Linked DNA regions of Mus musculus: region 2 is linked to region 1. The links are chromatin loops, found by intact Hi-C in ENCODE. Cell type or tissue: left cerebral cortex. All regions are shown on one strand. Links, peaks and the distances in the headings refer to the core of each region. The heading gives the core; the rest is flanking DNA.

Evidence for each region. Peaks named below come from ENCODE experiments on the same cell type or tissue, not always from the same donor. Only the 100,000 strongest peaks of a DNase experiment are listed, where the experiment ranks them.
Region 2: it touches region 1 in a loop (10-fold over the local background); 1 of 42 quality-filtered maps calls a loop at or near these places.

The regions. Positions count from the first base shown.
Region 1 is chr10:79,763,438-79,771,976 of GRCm38, forward strand. It overlaps Rnf126 (ring finger protein 126), which reads right to left and starts at 3,515. Exons shown (of 9, transcript NM_144528.3): 1 at 3,316-3,515. The coding sequence starts at 3,390. In left cerebral cortex, for the core only: a CTCF peak has its summit at 5,138 (motif pointing right); DNase peaks (open chromatin) are centred at 3,107, 3,647, 4,157 and 5,151; H3K4me3 peaks cover 3,204 bases; H3K27ac peaks cover 2,173 bases.
Region 2 is chr10:79,850,705-79,855,704 of GRCm38, forward strand. Ptbp1 (polypyrimidine tract binding protein 1) reads left to right here and starts at 3,728. Exons shown (of 14, transcript NM_001077363.2): 1 at 3,728-4,017. The coding sequence starts at 4,010. It overlaps E130317F20Rik (RIKEN cDNA E130317F20 gene), which reads right to left and starts at 4,267. Exons shown (of 1, transcript NR_029447.1): 1 at 673-4,267. In left cerebral cortex, for the core only: no CTCF peak of the experiment used is centred there; DNase peaks (open chromatin) are centred at 2,839, 3,657 and 4,637; H3K4me3 peaks cover 2,601 bases; H3K27ac peaks cover 4,326 bases.

The DNA of each region.
Region 1 (8,539 bases), core at 2,122-7,121:
AGCAGGCCCAGGGCAGGCATCATGACAACTGGGTGGTCCCACTATAGGTGGGGCTGATGTCAGACCAGTGTCACCCTCCCTGGCACAGTAAAACATCAGCATACACATGATTAGGCATCTCTGTTCATATCCAGCCACCCTTCACTGGCTGCAGCCCAGGGACATGTTTGGGGTCAGCTTGTATCCATTGCCAAATGTCTCTATCAGGTTGCTACCTGTTCTCACCCCTTACAGCAGCTAATGCCAAGGGTCACCATGCCCTGCCTGACTCTGGTTACTCTGTTCCTGAGAGCAGCTGTCTCCATGGTCCCAGTGACATCCTGCCCAGACAAGACCCCCAATCCCAGCCCCTACAGTCTCAGACCTGACTGTAGGATATCACAGGACATAGGGTCCCCTACACTCAGATGACCTTTGTAACACATACTGAAGGACTATTCTGAGTGCTTACAGGACGGGTGGGGGGCTGAGTGGGCTGGAGAGGGCCTCTGGCCACAGCGTTACTGTCTGCAGACCTCTGCTCTGCCCTACTCTACTCTGTACAGGATCAGTAGCTTCTGGAACTGATGGGTTGTGAGACACAGGGAGCCAAAGACCCAGCTCCCTGCCCAAGGCTCCTAGTGTAAAATCGTCATCCTTGGTCATGTTTGTGTGACATATCTCCAGAAGCCAGCCACTACCCGTCTCGCCAGCCTATGTATCACTTTGCTCGGCACATGGCCTTGCCCTCTGAACACCTCCACTATGCCGGGGACCCTGTCTGTGGAGTGTCTCTGCCCAGGACCCAGGCCAGGACCTCTCATGCTTGATCCCATGCCAGGCACTGTGCTCACACAAGCAGCAGGCATCGGCTTCCCTTATCTGCTTCCCTGGACCCATGAGCAGGTAAAACAAGGAGGCAGGCTGCAGGTGCCTGCCCATGGACACCCCGAGTCCACACCTGTACATCACATGGCCTCCACCAACACACCCAGCAGACGATCAAGTCTAGGCTCGCATTGCCCACACCTCTCGCCAACTCATCTGTTTCCTGCTGACACGTTCCCAGACAAGCCATCTTCCCAACACCCTGAAGCTCTGAAGCTCTGCCACTGCTGCAGCCATAGCCGCACAGGCACAAGCTACCTATTAGAACAGCTGTTCTCAACCTGTGGACCACAACCTCTCTGGGGTTGAAGGATTTTTTCACAGGGGTTCCGTATCAGATAATCTGCTAGTAAGATATATTTACATTACAATTTATAACAGTATCGTAATTATAGATACGACGTAGCAACAAAATAATTGTATAGTTGGGGTCACCACATGAGGAACTGTATTAAAGTGTCCCAGCACTAGGAAAGTTGTGAGCCACTGCATTAGAACCCTGCTCACTTGTCTGGGGAGAGCAGCACAATGGGCAGCTGATACACCAAGGTTGTGCTCGGGCTACAGCTGACAATCGACCCTGTGCTGAGACCCATCTGACCTTAGAGCAAAGCAGCAAGAGGTAGCACAGGGCCTGCGAAGATGCCACCACTGGAACTGGGTGTCTCTGGCGGTTAACTCAGGTGTCTGAGAGGCAGCTGAAACTAACACCGCATAGGACGGCCTATTCTGGAGTGTGGGCCATGGCAAGTCTCACTGAACCCACAGACCTGCCCCTGCTCCCTGTCCCACACTAGCTGCTCATACAAAAACCACCCATGCCGGTCAGGTGGTGGCGGAACACGCCTTTAATCTCAGTACTTGAGAGGCAGAGGCAAGCAGATCTCTGTGAATTCAAGGCCAGCCTGGTCTACAGAGTGAGTCCCAGGACAGCCAGAGCTGTTACACAGAGAAACCCTGTCTGGAGAAACAAAACAAAACATCCCCCATGCTCTGTTTAAACACTTGTCACTCCCTGACTGGCTGGCCTATACAAACCCTGTAAGAACAAAGACCATGCTGGGTCACTGGGGCTTACAGGTAGGCTCGTGCCAGGCACAGTGGCAGTTGAGAGGTCAGGGTCCTCCTTATTCAAGGGCACTGAGCCAGAACCTGGTGCTGCTCTGGTCCCAGTAAGGAAACCTGACAGCTAGGTGTACACCTGGGTCTGGCCATCTCCTTACAGAAAACAGTTCCCAGAGCTCACAATGGTGCCAAGGGGCAGCATAGTCCCCAGTCCAGGGGCGTCAAGGCAGATCTGGGGAGGCAAGGCTGAGGCACAGGAAACACAAGTAGAAATAACAATCAATTCCTATGTTCCAGGTTCACCTGGCACCCCACATACCACTCTCTCCAAGCTGCCCCCCTTCCTAGACAGGGTTCCTGTCTGTCCTGGAACTAACAGTTGGCCTCAAACTCAGACATCGGCCTGCCTCTGCCTCCCAAGTGCTGAAATAAAAGGTGTATGCCACCACCTGAATTCTTGGAGTTAATCGCCCTGAAGAATGTCATGGTGTCACCATCCAGAGGGAGAGTGCAGAGACCAGAAGGAACTACAGCACCTCTTACCACCCACCCCGTCGTCACCCTGACAGACTCTGGCTAATTACTCCACCACCTTCTCCGCAATGGTAGATTGGCTTACACCAAACTAGCTACTACTTCTTCAAGGACCCACCCAGGCTTCCACCTCGAAGGGCAGGAGCAGGCTCCACGCTTGGCCTGGAAAGGCCACGGTAGGTTGCAAGTACTGAGCGATCACCTTTCCAGGAGCGAGCCTCAAACCTGGGTATGAAACAAGGGATGCCTGGAAGGTGGGAGGTTCTGTCCTGGGAGAGGAGGCCTGGGGATACCAGCCTAGTCAAAGTCACTCTCAAGAAACTTGCAGGATCCCTGGCATGCACCTGGACAAAACCACCTTGAACCGGAAAAGATGCAGGACACCCAAGCAGGGTCCTCAGGATAGATATGTCCAAAGCTACGAGGAAGAAGCAGGAGGCCAGGGGACAACCAGGTGGGGACCGGGGGATGCAACTGGTCAAAGCCACACTGAAGCCTTAGCACAAGGCCTGTAACAGGCAAGGAGGTGCAGGTACGACCTTCCCAGACCCTCCAGCTCCGCCGTCGGATTCGCAGCTCCTCTGGGCGCAGCAGCGAGGCCCGGGGCGGCGCTCGAGGCCGCGCCGCGCGCCCCCGCGTCCTGGCCACGCGCTCGGCGGCCGTCCCCAGCGCGGAGCTCAGCTTCCGAGCCCCACCGGGTCCGACCAAGCCTGCGTCCCTCGGGCGACCCCGCCGCCGCCCTAGGTTCTTGGACCTGCCCGCCACGCTGCTCGCACCCCGCCGGGTCTCAATTTCCCCTCTAGCCAGCTTCGCGCGCACAGCTCCACGGCCCTCCCGCCCAGGTCTCACCGGCAGGCGCGGCACGATCTCTACCGAGCAGCAGTGGCAGAAGTACCGTCCGGGCTGCGGCGACGCCTCGGCCATGGCCACCGCCGCCTCCGCGCCGCCCGCCCCCCGCGCGGCGCCTGCCGCCGGCCGTTTGCTGCTCCCTCGCCGGCCGACGCGCCCGCGCACGCTCACGCATGGCACGCACGGCACGCACGGCAGGCGTGGGGCTCGCGGAGAAACGCGGGCAACGCGCTGCGGGGGGCTGACTCGTGGAGAACGGTGGCCGCACTAGGACAAAATAAGTATTTCCGGAAGCCAGAGACCTGGGTCCAGTGTGTGGGGCGGAGCCTGGGGGCGAAGCGGCGGAGCCTAGTCTCCTTAGTAACCGGGACGGAGGTGAGGGTCAAGACTGCAGAGCATCTTGGGGGCGTGGCCTATCTGGTGTGGGCGGAGTCTAGAGGGCTTGGCACTTGGGGGTGGAAGGGCGGAGTCACGCTTGAAGAGTGCGGAAGTCCAGGGACAGCGCGAAGGCGGGTCGCCTTGGCGATGACTTTAGGAGGTGAAGTCAGACATGGAAGCAGAAGAAGTCAGAGATGGGGGGCCAGCGAGCGGCGGGGCTACGTGGGGGAGAAGACTTTTTGGCAACCTGCGTGGGACAGGGCCTCGGGGAAGCCTCCGCGACCAAAGGGCGGGGCCTTCGTGGGGGCCCGGGATGTCTCTTTGGCAACCTGGGGTAGGTTATAACCTGTAGGCAACTGGAAAGCTTTAGGGTCCGCAGGCTGAGCCTGCGCAGGGCGGGGCCGGGTTTCCATGGTGACGAGACAGCGACGGGACCAATCCTGGAATCCGCCTAGGAATTTGGCGTGAGCCTGGAGGCGGAGCTCCAAGCTTGCGGGGGCCGTCTCCTTGGCAACGAGGATGGGCAAGCCTGAAGGCGGGTGACTATCTCCAGAGCGGGGATGTAGTCGACAGGGCTGAGTTTCTCCGGCATACGGGATTGGATGTAGAGGCCTCGGAAAGCCAAGTACAGTCGCGAAGTTGGAGTCCTTGAGGGGCGGGACTTGGTTGCCTTGCCAATGGCTTAAGTTGTTAGGGCTATCCCTAAAAAAAAAAAAAAAAAAAAAGTGAGGGACGGGGCCTAAGAGACTCCTCCTCTTCTTCGAACCATCAAGCCCTCATTTCCCAGCTTCCTTCCCCTCATTTAGCCTTCCAGACAAGCTTGCCTGTGGATATTTGCTTGCACTGCACTGCCTGTGCCTCCAAGTGCTTGGTCCCCCAAACTCCGGAGTCTCGGCTGCAATGTTGCCTTTTCACGCGGTCTCTACAGCCCTCCTACATACACTTATGTACACCTGATAATCTGTAAAAACAGTGCCGGGCAGAAGGGAGTATCATGTCTGGACGATACACATCAGGTGTTCCACAAACACCCGAGATAAGGATGAAGAAGGGATGCATTCTCTGGTAGAAGGAGGATCCTCTAGCCCGCAGGCACCCCGTGTGACTCTTCAGGAGTGAATGAAGCCTGCGTCGTCTTCTAGGCTAGGCCCAGAATGTTTCTGAGGTTAGTTCCTGTATTTATTTACTTATTCGTTCAACATTCATCTAGCGTCTATGAAATGCACACAAACACTCCAGCACCATAAGGCAGGGGGGAGGCTTGGACTCTAAACTGACCTTGGATATCTCTGATGACACAAGAATGACTTCCTGGGGGTGAGGAGGGTACATTGCAAGCAGAGTTTTGAAGAAAGAATAGGAGTTACTCAGAGTTAGGATTCCTGCAAGAAGGGGAGGGACAGTCAACCTTCACACCTGGCCTGCTTTCTGTCCCCATTCCCACCCATTCCGGCATTGACCACCAGAGGGCACATGGCCCCCATCAATCGGAACTAGTTATCCCACTAGAGCCAAGTCTACTGTGGTGAGGCAGCCCCTCAGTCGTTTAAACACGCCAATATTCAATGGAGAGACCTTCCTCTGAGCAGCTCAGGGTAGTTGAAAAGTTATGGGGCAGTGGGCGTGGGTTGACTTCCCAATCAAGCCATTGCTGTGTCATTGGGCAAATAGCTTAACCTCTCTCTCTGAACCATGGCAGAGCTTGCATCCTGGGAGCCTTCTCATACACACACACACACACACACACACACACACACACACACACACACAGTCGGGGTCTAGCCTCAACACAGGATCGGAGTTTTCAACTGGAAGCAGTGATATCTGGAAGACCCATAATAAACTCACACAGTCAACTTTTCGGGTACAAACTGACAGGCTTAAAGTTGAGCTCTCCCCCCCCCCCCCACTTTCTCTCTTTCAGCTTGACGCAGTATGTACTCTTGAGGCTGCGGTTGTGCTCTTTCGTTTGCTCCCTTTCTCACACACTCTCCTCTCACTCTCTCCTCTCACTCTCTCCTCATACTCTCTTTCCCACACACACCCCTCATATTCTCTCTCCTTTCACCCTACACTCGCCTCACACCTTGCACGCCTCATGAGTACCTCATTCTCACCTTTCTCTTGCCCCAGTCTTTTATTGGTATTCCAAAAGCAGGTAGAAAAAGACATTGTATAATCATTACCAAATCAAATTCAAAAGAATAATCATGTCCCACAAAGAACCAGGAATTACACTTTTTCCCCAAAGTTTCAAGCTTCCCCTATTCCCAGGCCTGTGGCTAAAATAATAATAACTGCAAACTTACCATCATTTAAACTTTAACTTTTGACTTATTGTACTTCAGAGGTCAGAGCTCCGAGATCAGCTACACGTGCTTTCCCGTGACGCTCTAATGACAAATGACATGGGCAGAGCTGCCAGGCAGTGGCCAGAAAGAGTCAGGTTAACCCTTAACTCAGTAATTCTGCTAGCTTTCTGCTTCTGCACATTGCACACAATGACTCTCCTAAGAGTCCCAATGTCTTGACTTAGTTTTACTAGTATATAACTTTATGTATCCTATACTTGCTTATCCATACATATCCAAAGGAGACCAGGAACCTCTCTCAAATGTGCAAAACTCATTTCATAACTTAAATAGTTTTTTCCTTTCTGATTTAAAGTATCCCGTGTTTGTGTTCCCTTATTCCATGACTTTGTCTCTCATATGAATGCCTTTTCATAATCCTAGTCAATTCCTTCACTTTCTGATAATGGACTCTGTATGGCTCTGTTTCATTTTCTAATATTTCTATTCTTTCCTAATAATTCTATTCTTTTTTTTTTTTTTTTTGGTTTTTCGAGACGGGTTTCTCTGTATAGCCCTGGCTGTCCTGGAACTCACTTTGTAGACCAGACTGGCCTCGAACTCAGAAATCCGCCTGCCTCTGCCTCCTGAGTGCTGAGATTAAAGGTGTGTGTGACCACACCCAGCTACTAATATTTCTAAACATGATTTCTTCAAACTTTTTTTGCAAGTCAAGCATTATTCTAGAATTAGTCTAGCATTGTGCAGTTATTACATTGTTTCCAAGATGAGAGCTCGCAGCTTGCACCTGGGCCATTAGGACTGTGCTGTGCTGTGCTGTGCTGTGCTGTGCCCTATGCCTCAATTTTTAATTGTTTAAAAATCATTACATCAAGGAACATCTAGTTTCACAGAATTCACCAAAGCAGGAGAAAGAAATAGGAAAGTCAGATATAATAGAATAATTGTGCACACCAAGGCCAACTGAAAAGCAGTCACTCACAAATGAAATCTATACAGCCGTTGTCCAGGGATAAGGTTAGGAGAAATGGGAACAACTGTTTTTACAAGGAGCTGCCACAGGCCACTAAGATGTCTCCATCCTGGCCTGCTGTGGGCAGTCCCCAGCACACACACACACACACACACACACACACACACACACACACCACTCTCTGTACCTTGCTGCTTGCCAGTGGCCACCCAGGTTCACATCCACTATTGCTCTGCAGGGTGGGGTTAAGTGACCAGGCACAGGGGACCCAGCAGCCTGCAGGGGTCCACTTCCTGTTAATCTGGTGGCTTTGTGAATTCTGTCGTGGGTAAAACAGACCATGGGGTAGGGGATAATGCATACCCAGGCCTCACAAGGCTTTCAAAGCCGGTGCTCAACAAGAGATCCGGGTGCCTGCCTTGGTCTTTGACGCCTACTGGGGAAGACTTCAAGAGTTCTATGGTGGGGAACAGAGGCTGGACCTGTGAACCTCAGTGCAAGGCTCTCTTCCTTCTTCAGACCAAGGGCTTGCCAGCCTCCTACCTCACAAGAGGCAAGCTCTACCTTCCTCAGCCCTCATTTGCAGAGGGACACGTTCTCACTAGGCTTCTCTTACCTGTGTGATGAGCATCCTGTTCCCAGAAGGACTAAGTGTTCTCTGAGAGAAGCTCTATCTGGTGCAGTGGCTCTGACTCCTCACCCTGCTCTCCCTAACCTCTGGCCTCAGTCTCTGCACAGTGAACTGGGCTGCTCCACACACCACCCTACAGTTTCTGCATTAAGCAGGCAACCAGCTTCACATGACATCTGGAGTTCCTGTCTAGTTACTTCACTAGGGAAACAAGCCATCCTGGCCATAGGAGTCACTGGGACAGAAGCATCACAAGTTCAGGGCAGTCTGTGCGACTTAGTGAAACTGTCTTAAAAAGCAGAGTCGAGGCCATAGCCCCTGCTTAGAAACCCCAGTGAGAAGCCGGGCTGTGGTAGCACACACCTTTAATCCCAGCACTTGGGAGGCAGAGGCAGGTGGATTTCTGAGTTCTAGGCCAGCCTGGTCTACAAAGTGAGTTCCAGGACAGCCAGAGCTACACAGAGAAACCCTGTCTGGAAAAACCAAAAAAAAAAAAGAAGAAGAAGAAGAAGAAAAGGAGGAGGAGGAGGGGGGGGAGGGGGAGGGGGAGGGGGAGGAGGAGGAGGAGGAGGAGGAGGAGGAGGAGGAGGAGGAGGAGAAGGAGAAGGAGAAGGAGAAGGAGAAGGAGAAGGAGAAGAAGAAGAAGAAGAAGAAGAAGAAGAAGAAGAAGAAGAAGAAGAAGAAGAAGAAGAAGAAGAAGAAGAAGAAGAAAAGAAGAGAAGAAGAAGAAGAAAGCTCAGGCTGAGGGAAGCACTGTTTAGGGGTGGAGCACTGGCCTAGGACCCCTAAGTGAGGGGGTGTGGTCAGGGTAGAGCATACATCACATGGGTTCAAGTCTGAGTGCTAGGAAACAGAAACTGACAAAATTGGAGCCTGTAAAAGGACTCCGTGAATGAAGTGCTGCAGAAATCCCCGATGGCTGAGAACCCT
Region 2 (5,000 bases), core at 1-5,000, 85 kb after region 1:
GTCAGTTGTTTCTATCTTGGTGGTCAACAGAGGTTTGCTGGGGGTGCAGAGTTGAAAGTTCTGAGTTCCCCTGAATCTTCAAGAACAATTTTTTTGTTCCCAGCATCTAGTTATTCCGTGTGTCTGTGGGCTCATGCACTGTGGCACACAGCAGTCATGTTCTACTGTGCGGGGCTCAGGGACGAAACTCACCTCACGGGACCTTCCTTGAACCCTGGGGTTAGAAGGGTAAAAGTGTGAAACTTCCCTTCAGTGGATCTCCTCAGCCCAGACTCCCTGACCCTGGACTAAACTGTCCAGTAGAGATTTGGGAAACGAGGAAGGGATCCTTATACAACACCATGCATATACAACTTTAAAAAAAGAGTTTTGTTGTTGTTGTTTTGAGTCTCTGTAGCCCTGGCTGGTCTGGATCTTCCCAGGTAGACCAGCCTGGTCTCAAACTCTCAGAAATCTGCCTACCTCTGCCTCCCAAGTCTGGGATTAAAGGTGTGCGCCATCACGCCTGGTGCATGCCTATAATCTCAGCACTTGGGAGGCAGAGGCAGGCAGATTTCTGAGTTCGAGGCCAGCCTGGTCTACAGAGTTCTAGGACAGCCAGGACTACACAGAGAAACCCTGTCTTGAAAACAAAGAAACAAACAAAAATTTATAATTCACACACAAGCAGGAGGGTGTGGTGGCCCAGGCTAGTCAGGTCATGTTTCTGAGAGGTTAAGACAGGAGGGTCTCAGCCTTTAAGGTTCCTTCCTAGATCCCCAGTAACCATGACAACAGGGGCTCAGCAGTTCTGAAGTCCTGGGCTCCATCCCCAGCAAGGCAAACAAACAAGAAATAACAACCTGTAGACGATTTCCTTTGGTGGAGACACTGGCCTTGTTTCCCTTTTATAGAGGAATAAACTGAGGCTTGTGTCTATCTTCCTTGTATTGTTCTGAGAGTTTCACTTGGCCCTGGCTCTGAGGGCCCCTCTTCCCTGCCTCCATCTCCTCCTACAGGGGAGTATCACTTTCCCTGGTAACAAGCAGGCTAGTGTGCCTCTCAGACAAAGGCCAGGTGAGCTGTCCCTCCTCACCTCAATCATTCATGAGCAGCAGCTGGCAAGGCTGAGGTGGGCGCTGGGCAGGCTGGAGACAAAGTCAGGCCAACCATGTGGAAGAGCTAAACAATGCAGTGTCTTCCCCAACAGGTGTTCTGCAGAGACAGGGAGGCAGTAAAAATGACTGCTCACTAAACCATGGTTCTCTCCCAAAAGCCAGCCCACTTGAGGACATTTGGGGTGCAGGCTTCCTAAGCCATTCGCAACCTTGAGATGGGTTACTGTGACCAGCGATGGTTGGGGCCCTGGGCGTGATCAGTGAGCAGCAAACACGGGTCTAGTTGGGCGGGGTGGGAGTGAGCTCCAGCCCTAGCACCACAAAGGTTCTTTGTAGATGCAGTTCAGGGTCCCGAAACTGAAATTATCCAGGCCGGATTTAGTAGGAGACAGTCTGAAGACAGAAGCACACACAGGGACTCTGTCACAAGTCCCGGACACTTGGAGCTCCAGAATCTGGGAGACAGAAAAGGCACTTCCTGTGCAAAGCCCGGCCTCAGACTTCTGGGCTCCAGATGCAAGGCTCACATCTGTGACGTTAGAGGCAGTCCATTGTGGGCGCTGCATCACAGCAGCAACACAGAACATTAATCGTTTTTAAAATATGCTCTGGCAGCTTTGAAAAAGGAAGCCAGGATCTCCTGTGTGCTGGGCCAGTGTCCTAATGCTGAGCCATACTCCCAGCCCCTAACTGAGGCATTCTAGGCTGGGGCTCCACCCCTGAGCTACACTCAACTCATTGGGGAATTCTAGGCTGGGGTTCCACCCCGGAGACACACCCCTAGGCCCTCTTTGGGGGGTTCAAAGCAGAGGTTCCCCCTCCCCCTGCCCTCTTTACTATGTTGACCAACCTGGTCTTGAACTCACTCTGGCTAGGCATAGAGGCACAGACCTGTCATTTCACCACAGGATTCGGAAACAGGACAATCACTGCTGGCCAGTCTGAGATATGAATTCCAGGACAATCTGGGTCACAAAGTTGAGAATTTGTCTCAAAAACAATTCTAGCTGGGCATGGTGGCACACACCTTTGATTCCAGCACTCAGGAAGCAGGGGCAGTGGATCTATGTGAGGCCAGCCTCAGGCTGGGTCTCTGCAGCGCAGGGGTTGGGATTCGGAATTAAATGTTCCCCACTGGGTAATGGAGGTCTGATTCGGATCAGGAAGCAGATAAGGAATTGAAGGTGAACAAGACCATTCAGTGGTTCCGGGAAGCAAGGCGTGGTGGGGCTGGCCATTAACTCAGGAGGCAGATCTCTGGGCCTTAGAGGCCAGCAGGAGTTCGGTATAGCCAGGGCTACACACAAACCGTTTTCATAAGAAAGGTTCTGGGAGGTCTCTGAAATGGCTTTCAACAAACTCTGCTAGTGTAGACCTGTGCTTCTTGGACATGAGCAGCCTCCAACTTCACTGGCAGCCACCCGTGCAGGTTAGCTTCTGAGGGTGGGGCTCCTGCTTGGCACCAGCCACCCAGAGAACAAAAACTGGCAGCCAACCTTATCCCTGATGGTCCAGCCAGGACCTGATGGGAGTCCCAGAGGGCTCAAATCCTATGCCTTGTTGTGTGTGTGTATGTGTTTTCTAAATCCGCGAGACGGTCCTGATTAGTGATTCTGGGCCTTCAAGCTAGCTGCTGTGCCGGCTGGCTGGGGCCTGAAAGACCTCACTCCCAGCGCGGCCTCCATGGAAATCGGCAGCCGCCCCTAATCCAGGCTGGAATCCTCTGGCACCAAGCCCGCGTTGGGGCTCCAAGGCTGTTGGGCCCCTGGCCAGATCTGCAAGGAAACCAGTATAGCCGCCAGCCCCTTTGCCCCGCCTCCCACGAGCCCTGTATTACAGAAAAGGGAGGCCAGTGCTCTGGGCTCACCTCCCGTGCAGGGCGGAGGAGAAACTTTTCCCCCTTGCCTGGCTTTTTTTTTTTTTTTAGCAGATAACCAGGCAGACAAGAATCCGGATAGTTTGTGCCTTTGGGAGTCCTACCAAAGGATCTGTTTTATAGCCTGCACTAGGCCTTGGAGAACCCGTCTTGCTTTGTGATACCCCAGGACTGGAAGGCAGAATCCTGGCTGCTGGGGTGAAGGTACAAGAGGGCGGAGTTTCGTCCCTCCAGTGGATTCTGCGGCTGCTGAGTTTGTAGCCTCGTTTCCCCAGCTTTAGGCAGAACCAGCCACACTGCGGCTCCTTTCCTCGGTTTCCCCATCCCTGCGACACAGATGGAGCTTGGCTGCTGTGGGTAGACAAAAGACGGAAAGAGATGATTCACAATCTAGTCGCGACTGCGTCTATGAAGCACGTGGCCTCCACCTCGTTGCGATCTAGTCCAGGAGAAACTCGGTTGAAAGGCCAAATTCTGGCCACGTGACCACAAGCAAGCTAGGGCAATACGGGGTTTTCTGCCCGCTTCTAAGATGGCGAAGCAGCTTGCTTTACTCTCACGTTGGAGGCTAACGGCTTCCAGTGCCTGCTTGCAATATGGAGGCAACCTCCAGAATGCACGCTTCTCTGCGTCTGACCCGCCACGTACCCACTCTCAAGATGGCGTCCCACGGGTCGAACAAAGGCTCGCTCATTGGCTCAGATGGTATCACGTGCGTCTACTCATTCACTCCCTCCCCCTCCCCCACCGGCCGTTTCCGTCTTCCGTCTTGACTGACGGCCGTCCCGCCCAACAGCTGTCTGCTGTCTGGATGCGTTTCGCCCTTGGAGTAACCTTTTGACCAATAGAAGGCCCTGGCGGGGGCAGGCGGGGTTGACCACGCCCACAGACCGCAGCGGGAACCAATGAGGATCGCGCGCGGGGGACGTGTGCGGGCGTCTCCGCCATCTTGTGAGTCTATAACTCGGAGCCGTTGGGTCGGTTTCTGCTATTCCTGCGCCTCCGCTCCGTTCCCCGCGGGTCTCTTCCGTGTGCCATGGACGGGTAAGTCCTGCCGCGCCCCTCGCACGCCGCTCCGCTCACCACTCCGTCCCAGCCATCGCTGCCGCGCGCGTGGACTTTTGGCCCCCGCCGATCCCTCTAACCGCTGCAATGGGCGCGTGCGTGTGGCCTCGTTCCGCGTGGCGCGCTCGGAATCCCGGGCGTCTGAGGCCCTTAAGGAAGCCGGTTGGCTTAGGGCGACCGCACCCAGCTTTCGGCTCCCCTTAAGCCCCTCGCCCAGCGCACTTCCGGTGCCCGCGCGGTTCATCCGGAGGAACCCAGCGCCCCCCTCCCGCCCTCCGCGTGCACGCGCGCTCCCTCCGGTGAGACGCGCTCACTCGGAGCGGCTCGGCCGCTGCGATCCTTCCCGCCTGCCGTGCTCCAATCCGGCCGGCTCGCCCTGTGCCCCGAGCAATGTCGCTTCGCACGCCGCATGCGACCCCGGGTGCGCGCGCGTAGTAGGGCGCGCGCCCTGGTGCGGGCACGCGCGCGGACCTGTGCCGAACGCGCCCGCCCTTCCCGCCTGGGGGGAGGTGTCCGGAGGAGGCCTCCAGGGCCCCCCATTGGAGGGGCGGGTGGGCCAGAGTGAGGTTCAGTTCGGTCTCCGGTGTGGGCGCCGGCCTGGCATCCGTATCTCCCACATGCTTCCCGGATGCCCCCTCCACTGGCAACTTTTTGTAGTTTTCGGTTTGTTTTGGAGACCGGATCTCATTGTAGGCTGGTCTGAAAGATCTGCTTGCGCTTGCCTCTGCTTGCGTAGTGATGGGACTAAAGGCCTGCGTCACCAGGCCCCGACTTTTTTGTTGAAACTTTTTGTTTGGCTTTTGGATAAGGACTGGCCTTGAATTCCTGATTTTCCCCACCTTAACCTCCCTAGTGCTTTGAGTCACCAGGCTTAGTAAGCGGCTTTCCTTTTAACACGATTCTGAAAAGTAGTTTGGCCTAGCTTCAAGCTGAGTACCTATGGCAGTCCTCCTGCCTCAGCC